3 separate regions of the Mus musculus genome follow, and regions 2 and 3 are each linked to region 1. Evidence: chromatin loops called from intact Hi-C (ENCODE). Cell type or tissue: heart. All regions are shown on one strand.

Region 1 (2,500 bases):
TGCCTTGATTAATCCATGGAAATAAAGGAACATTTGTCTTCATTTAAAAAAAAAAAATCCACCTAGGTAATTTCCTTTTAAATTCCCCAGGGGGTTGAAAGAAGGGACAGAGATGTGAATAAGGGATTAAAAGTAACTTTTAACTTTTCTTTTTCCCCTTTCCCTCTCCTCCCTCCATCTCTCTCTCTCTTTTCTCACCCCCCCCCCACGTTCTTTCTCCTTTCTCTTGATACATGAAATGGTGGGGAGCCCTTCAATTAGCGCCCCCCCCATGGGCAGATTCTTTCTCTTTTTAAGCCCCCCTCTCAAGGGCTTGGCTTTGAAAGCAGACACCCCCAGATCAGTGCGCTCAGCATGGTGAGCTCGGAGGTGGGGGGTGGGCAGTATGCTTGGCTTTCACGCAAGCGGGGTCCGGATCCCCGGGCTGAGGACGAAGACCCCCACGCTCCAACTTTTCGGAGGAAGAGAGGAGAAAAACAGAGCTGCCCCTTTAAGGGCTTGCCTTCCCCTTTACTCTATGTTTACATAACACGGGGCGCTCGCGGGCCGCGGGGGCTGGCGGGCGGGCGGGCGGGGGCCGCGGGAGCGCGGAGACGCGGGCGGCGGCGCGGCCGTCCCACCTGCCCAGCCCGCTCAGCCCCCCGGCGGCGCGCGCTCCTCCTCCCGCGGGGCTCTGGTCGCCGCTCGCTTTCCGTGCCGGGTCCCGCTCGTAGCGGCCAACGTACGGATAGCTCCGGGGAAGCCGGCGGGCGACGCGCACAGCCACGACGGAGCAGCCGCGGGACTGGCCGCCCAGCGCCCCGTTCGCCGCCGTGCCGTTCCCCGGCGCGCTCACCCCGTTTTCGGGATGGGAGTGTAGTGGCGGCGCGGACTCGGCGGGGATCGCGGCGGAGGCGGCAGCGGCGGCGGCCGAGCGCGGCTCCATGTTTTCCCCGGGCCAGGAGGAACCCAGCGCCCCCAACAAGGAGCCGGTGAAATACGGGGAGCTGGTGGTCCTGGGGTGAGTTGGGGACGCGGGCGGCGGGGCGTCGCGGAGGGAGAGGGATGCGCTCCTGAGGGCCCGGGTCCCCGGGGTGCTCGTTGCCGCGGCCCGGAGGGCGCTCCTGCACCACGCGGGGTCGCTCGGTGAAGCCCGGAGCCAGTGGCTACTGGGGACTTCTCTTTCCCGACGACCGCGAACGCGGAGCCCTGTCTCCGAGCCCAGAGCCCAGTCCGCGGGGGTTACGCATTGTTCCAGTCTGTGACCCGGGCCGCTGGTTGGCCTCCGCTTTTTGCGCCGGGAGTGAGCTCGGCCGAGGGCCTGGACCGGGTCCTGGTTTTCCCGGGTCCTCTCAACAACGGTTCCCGGATCTCCCGGGTTTCCATTCTCGAGTCTCCGCACCCCTTGATCTCCTTACCCCTCGGGCTCCTGCACCCCTCGGGCCCCGGCCTTGCCGATGCCCTGCCAGCGGCGGGGAGCTCGCCACCCTGCCCTCCTCGGCTCCCACTCCGCTGGTGAAAATCACATTTTGAAGATAGTAATTATCTACAATCGTTAAAACGGCAGCAATTAGAGACTTCATCTACTTCCTGAGTTTCCGTGTGACATTTTCTATTGTTTACCCTTAATAAACCAGGAGGGAGGCTTCGCAGGATTAAAGCAGGGTAAAGTGGGCAATGAAAAGGGTGTGGGTGGGGGGAGGTGGAAAGTGCAGGAAACTCTTGGAGCTGGAGCAACTTGGGTAGTGCTGCAGGGAAAGGATTGGTTTCCCTTTGGATGTGCCGCTCCAGGGAACCCGCGCTTTTGTCCTCTGTTGAAAGATCTGTATTCAGACCCACGCGGGTGTTGATGGGTGGGCTTAGAGGCACGCGAGGAAGCCCCCCTCCTCACCCCTAAGCAGAGGCTCTGGGAACTTTGAGAAACGTGTTTTGATTACTACCTTGAAGTAAGTGCCGACTTAATTTTTTTTTAAAGACTCATCTAAAGTTTCCTAGCCTTCAGTTTGTTGCAAGCCTTTCTGTGTGTGTGTGTGGGGGGGGGAAGGTAGTACTGGAAAGATCACTGCTTATTTGGAAGCTCAGCAGATGAGCGCCTTCCGCACCTGCATGGGAATTGCATGCACTTAAGAGACAGATGTCAGAGTTCGCTGGGAAGAGGAGGGGTGGGGAGGTGGGTGGGGGGAAGCCACAGTTTAGTCTGTCTTATGTAACTTCAGCTCAGCCTAATTTTGTGGAGTTTGGTTTTGTTTATGTGGCTGGCTTCAGAGTATGCTTAACACTGTGAATTTGACAAAGAAGATTAACTTACGCCAGAGCCATTTCATTATTTCCTTTTGAGGCAATCTGTTGAGACGTTTCGGAGCAGTGTGGAATAAACCCGGAGAGGTTTGTGTTCATAGCTAAAAGTTTAGGACACTCCAAAGCCAGGAAAAGAATTTACACCCTGGACAGTTGTAATTTAGTGTCTCTGTAAACACCGTTGCCTGTAGCACCTGCTTCATCCTTCACTAAAGCTTTTCCT
Region 2 (2,500 bases), 370 kb before region 1:
CCCTCTGAGACGTCCTGAGCTTGTCTCTGTAGTCCACATTGCTTTTAGCACTATTATATAAGCTCCTACTAGGATAGCCCATAAAACTAGCTTACAGCATTCTACTGCTTTCTCTGTCCTAAGTCTTCCACATTTCTCCCCAAAACAGAATGATCGGTCCTCTCAAGGCAACAGCCCACTCCCTGGTACCAACTTCTGTCTTAATTACTTCTCTCTTGTTGTGATAAGACATCATGGCCAAAGAAACTTCATAAACATCATGGTGGAGAAACATGGCAGCAGGCAGGCAGGCAGGGCACTAGAGCAGTAGAGGAGGGCTCACATCTTAATTGACAAGCACAAGGAAGAGAGCGGGGAGGGGAGAGGAAGAGGGGAAGGGGAGAGAGCTCTCCTTTCTCAAAGGCTGCCCCCAGTGGCTCACCTTCAACAAGGCCACACCTCCTAGCAAGCATTTCTTTCCAAACTGCTTTGCAAATAGTTCTACCAACTGGAACCAAGTATTGAAATACAGAAGCACTTGGAGCCATTCTCCACTCTCCAGCCTAGGTGCAGTGATAAGGTTCAGATTCCGCGAGAGGACCTGTTTTGAAAAATAAAGATGGAGGAACTGGAGAGCTGGCTCTGGTTCAGAGCACTGGCTGCTCTTCCAGAGGACAGGGCTTCAATTCCCAGCACCCACATTGGTGGCTCACAACTATCTGTAACTCTGTTCTTTTCTGGCTTTCAAGGACACCAGGCACTCACGAGGTGCAGATACACATTACAGGCAAAACACCCATGCATATAAAATAACAACAGACACACACACACACACACACACACACACACACACGGTGGAGACTAAGAAGGGACAAACATCTGATGTCCACCTCTGGCTCCCACATGCACCCACATGCACATGCACACACTAAAAGTAGCCAGTACACACAACACACAATGAACACATGTAAACAAACATTGGAAAGTTTTGCTTGCAATATAAAATTGAAAACAATTGTGTGTGAGTGCCTGAGTGTATGTGTGCATACCATAGTCCTTGGAGACCAGAAGAAGACACAGATCCCTTGGAATTGGAGCAGCCATTTGATGTGGGTGGTGGGAACCAAACTGGGGTCCTCTGTAAAGCAGAAAGTCCCCTTAATGATTGAAGTGTCTCTCCAGCCCCATGTTTGTTCTGATTTTTTTTCTTATAACCTGATCACACAGTTATCAGGTGTAAATTTCTAGATGACAATGTTGGCTTTTAATATCAAAAGGCTAAAGAAGCCTGAGTCTAAAGCAGTGCCAGATGAGATGAGTGGCCGGGAGAGTATATGCAGTTCCCAGAGCTGTCCAGATGCACACGGTCACCTGCAAAAGCACACGGAGGGACCCCACACACTAGAGAAACAAAAGGAAGTCTTTCCACCACCACCACCACCACCACAATCATGATCAGCATCACCTTTGCCATCCATCCTTTAACTTGCAACTTTCACTTGCAACTCCTCTCACACATTCACGAGTTCCGTCACTAGGGGGAGGTAACAGACAGTGCATATAAGCAAACTTGAAAGGCTATAGTTCTCTTGAAATGATGCTTGAGAATTTAACATAGGTAAAGCAGAGGCTTGTTTTCAGGGCTGGTTGTCCTCTTCATCAAGGTTTGAGCTTTGGATACACACACACACACACACACACACACACACACACACACACACACACACACACACACACACACACACATCTTCATCTGTCACTTTTGCTCAATAAGTAGCCTTTTTCTTTATTCTCTGACTTCCTGCCTCTTTCTCCATGGGACTCTACTGGGCCATTTCTGTTTTCCCTGGGGTGCCTCGCTCTCTCCATCCCATTCCATTCCCATCTGAGTCTGCAACTTTGTTGCCAACTCCCAAGTGGTGACTCACGGGGATGGGGAGGGGAGGAGGGGTGTCTCTGAAGCCTGGCCTGTTTGGACACTTAATGTACTACTCTGAGTATTTTCTAGGTCATTTTCATCCCCCTTTTTCTTCCTATGGTGATTCCCCCCCTCTTTCCATTATTCCACATCTGTCTTCATTTCCATCCTGCCTGGTAGAATGCCAGGCCCCGTTCCAGGCCTAACCAGTCAGCGGCTAGTTAGCTCCGACTCAGAATTGATCTGATCGTAGCTTCAGGGTACTCCGTCCCCCTGCAGGTAAACCGCTGTCCATTTTCTAGTGCTGGTTTGCTGGCCCTTGCCCCTCTTGATCTTGTGGTTGGCCAGTCTGTTTTCTCTACTCTTCAAGGGTTTTCCGAGGCCAGTCCCAAAGTTTTTCTGTGAATAAGTTCACTGTGGGGACTGCTCTGCTCCCCCAGGTACAAGTGACCTCTCCCACCCCAGCCTGCTTAGAACTATAGCCTTGTGGCATTTCTAGTCTATCAGAACACCGTCAGCACGATCCTGTAGACAGACACGCACACCAGGAATGGGTTTCCTACAGTGCTGGGTGTGAGGAGTCTGAGACTTGGGCAGGTCTAG
Region 3 (2,500 bases), 80 kb after region 1:
TCTCCTTGGAGAACTAGGGTGCCTTGTAAATGTTAGACAAGAGCTCTACCAGTGAACTTCATATCCACAGTGCTTTCTTTCTTACAAGGGGAAAAAAATCTCTGCAAACCAAACTAAAATCCCTACAAATGCAAACATTGGCTTTCTCCTAGGAGAAGTGTGATGTTGAGCAGGCTGGCCTTCATCTGTTAGCAGAAAAGATCTAGAGCCTGGTATGTGCCCGGAGCAGTCCTATGTGGGCTCTGTTCAGAGTGCAGCGCATTGTAGAACTAGATGGGGGCAAACATCATCAAAGAAAAAGAGCAAGGTGGGAGAAACGGGACAGAGATGCTGCTCAGGATGGTAAGATGTGTCCCAAGCCAATCTGGGGGCAGCCTCTGCAGTCTGGGTCCAGCGTCTGTAGTACAGAGCCAGCATCTGCAGTGCAGGGCCAGTGTCTGCAGTCTGAAGCCAGTGTCTGTCCTCCAAGCCCAGAGTTTGCAGTCTGGGGCCAGCATCTGCATTCTAGGGCCAGCATCTGTAGTGCTGGGTCAGTGTCTGCAGTTTGGAGTCAGCGTCTCCAGTCCAGAGCCAGCGTCTGCCGTCCGGGGGCCAGCATCTGCAGTGCAGGGCCAGTGTCTGCGGTGCAGGGTCAGTATCTGCAGTCCGGGGCCAGCGCCTGCAGACCAGGGCCAGGGACTGATTTTCATCCCGCTCTGTGTTGCTTGCTTTTCACAGCTGGTCTGTGCATCACTTTTATCATTTTGAAAGTGTCACCATTTCTGTCTGAACTCTCCTGCCAGGCCAGACTTGGAGTAAATCACCAAGTCTTAGGAGCCCTGACACAGATGCCATCTGCCACAGGCATCTTCCCTTCTGCCTTTGTCCTTCCCGGCTGAGCTCCAGATTGTAGAAGACATCTAAGGTAGGTGAGGTGATGGGCAGGGTTGTGTTGTTGTTGTTATTGTTGTTGTTGAGCATACCTAGAACTCCCTAGCACTGAACTGTGTGTCCTTCTAAGGGAGGCGCTTGTGACCCGAGGTCACAGTCTTGCAGGAAGCTATACTCCTGCCACATGAGTACAGCAGGATGAACCAGCTGTGGAGATCATTTGGGCTCAGAACTCTTCAGTCTTCTTTCAGTAGCTGACTTACCTCCTAGAGACTGGATATGAAGGGACAGGCCAGGCACATGTCCAGAGGCTGGGCACACCCACAGCCTGCTGCGGAAGGGAGGTCCTCAGTCTTAGCTAAGGGAGAGTCCATTTGAGGCCAGTGGCCAGCTGAGGCAGTAGACCTTCATGAGAGTCAGGTAGCAGCCAGGTCAGGAGGCACTTTTTTGGGCTAGCCTGATGTCTTTGTCACTTTTTGGTCTCAAGTGAGTAGCAGAAGCCTCAGCCCAGAGCTTTAGGTTGACAATAATTGCTTCATCTTTCCCACCCAGGAGACAGAAAAGTTTCCGACAAAAAATAGCTTGCCTTTTCCACTGTGTGTGGATGAGATCACAGTTCCGATCCCAGAAATTCTTGTAGTTCTGTTTTGCATCTATATACAGTTTGCACAGTAGATGCCGAAGGAGATCCAGAAAGAGGCTGGCCTGTTCAAAACCCAGTGAGGAGAACATTTACCAGGCAGCGCTGTGTAAGTGTTTAGAAGCGAAGACATGCCCACCAGCCAGTTTACGTCACTTTCCACGGGGGACGGGAGGAGTGAAGGGGGAAAACCACTGTTTGCAGAAAACACTTGGACAAGAGGCAGGGGCTGATGGCTGTGTGGACTGTTGGTTGCAGTGGTGGTGGTTTTAGGATTCAGGGACACAGATGTGTTGGGGTTAAGGTTCATAGGTCAGCGACAGAGAGAGATTGGGAGAGCAAGAGAGGGCTGAGAGCGAGCAGTGCTGATAACAGAAACTCAGGTTGGCTCGGCTGGTTTTCTCCCGAGGAATGTATCAGTTTGCTGGATGACAAACATGACCTAATGTAGTGTTAATTTTCAAAACCATTTGCAAGGCTTTTCCTAGTGTCCCTGAGACATAATTCAGTAAAGCTCATAGATGTCAATTGGGGCCCACTGGGAAATAATTTTCAGCTTAATTCAAGGCTGGGAAATTGGTCTTGGATTCTCCTTGTTGAGAGGTCTGTGGCTCTGAGGCACGGAGGCTAGGGCTGAGGGATGCAGAGGAGGCTAGGAGGTCTTGAGACCTCTGTGGCTCTTGACAGGCCTTAGAGGTAGGTGTGGGAGAAGAAACGATGCTGGTTTTCCTGTGAATTCATTGGGATGTTGGGTTGCCGTGGTGAGGGGCTATTGTAGGTAGTAGCCTCGCATGCGCGGTGGTCGGCTTGGTAGACCAGCCTTACCTTCAGTTCCTCCTCCCCTCAGACTGTCCCCTGAGCAGAGTAAGTGCTAAGAGGTGGCTTTTCTCTGCCCTGTTCCACTGGCAGGAAGAAACTTGCATGTCCTAGAGGGGACTGAACTCAGTGCTAGCTGTTTGTGACAGAAGAGTGGGGGTTGGGGGATGAAGT

Evidence for each region. Hi-C counts contacts between places; a loop is a spot of excess contacts. Peaks named below come from ENCODE experiments on the same cell type or tissue, not always from the same donor. Only the 100,000 strongest peaks of a DNase experiment are listed, where the experiment ranks them.
Region 2: a loop joins it to region 1, with 4 times the contacts of the local background. A loop is called at or near these places in 11 of 42 quality-filtered maps.
Region 3: it touches region 1 in a loop (1.9-fold over the local background); 5 of 42 quality-filtered maps call a loop at or near these places.

What each region holds. Positions count from the first base shown.
Region 1 is chr14:48,120,234-48,122,733 of GRCm38, forward strand. It overlaps Peli2 (pellino 2), which reads left to right and starts at 636. Exons shown (of 6, transcript NM_033602.2): 1 at 636-1,000. The coding sequence starts at 924. In heart, a CTCF peak has its summit at 1,110; DNase peaks (open chromatin) are centred at 538, 1,188 and 1,748; H3K4me3 peaks cover 2,500 bases; H3K27ac peaks cover 1,829 bases.
Region 2 is chr14:47,750,093-47,752,592 of GRCm38, forward strand. No RefSeq gene overlaps it. Among named protein-coding and RNA genes, the nearest start is that of 4930538L07Rik, 6.2 kb to the right of the region's middle. In heart, a CTCF peak has its summit at 1,502 (motif pointing right); a DNase peak (open chromatin) is centred at 1,879.
Region 3 is chr14:48,199,787-48,202,286 of GRCm38, forward strand. The region is part of intron 2 of Peli2 (pellino 2); the gene reads left to right. It also overlaps the pseudogene Gm6498. Among named protein-coding and RNA genes, the nearest start is that of Gm52144, 4.8 kb to the right of the region's middle. In heart, a CTCF peak has its summit at 1,243; a DNase peak (open chromatin) is centred at 1,185; H3K27ac peaks cover 1,383 bases; H3K27me3 peaks cover 751 bases.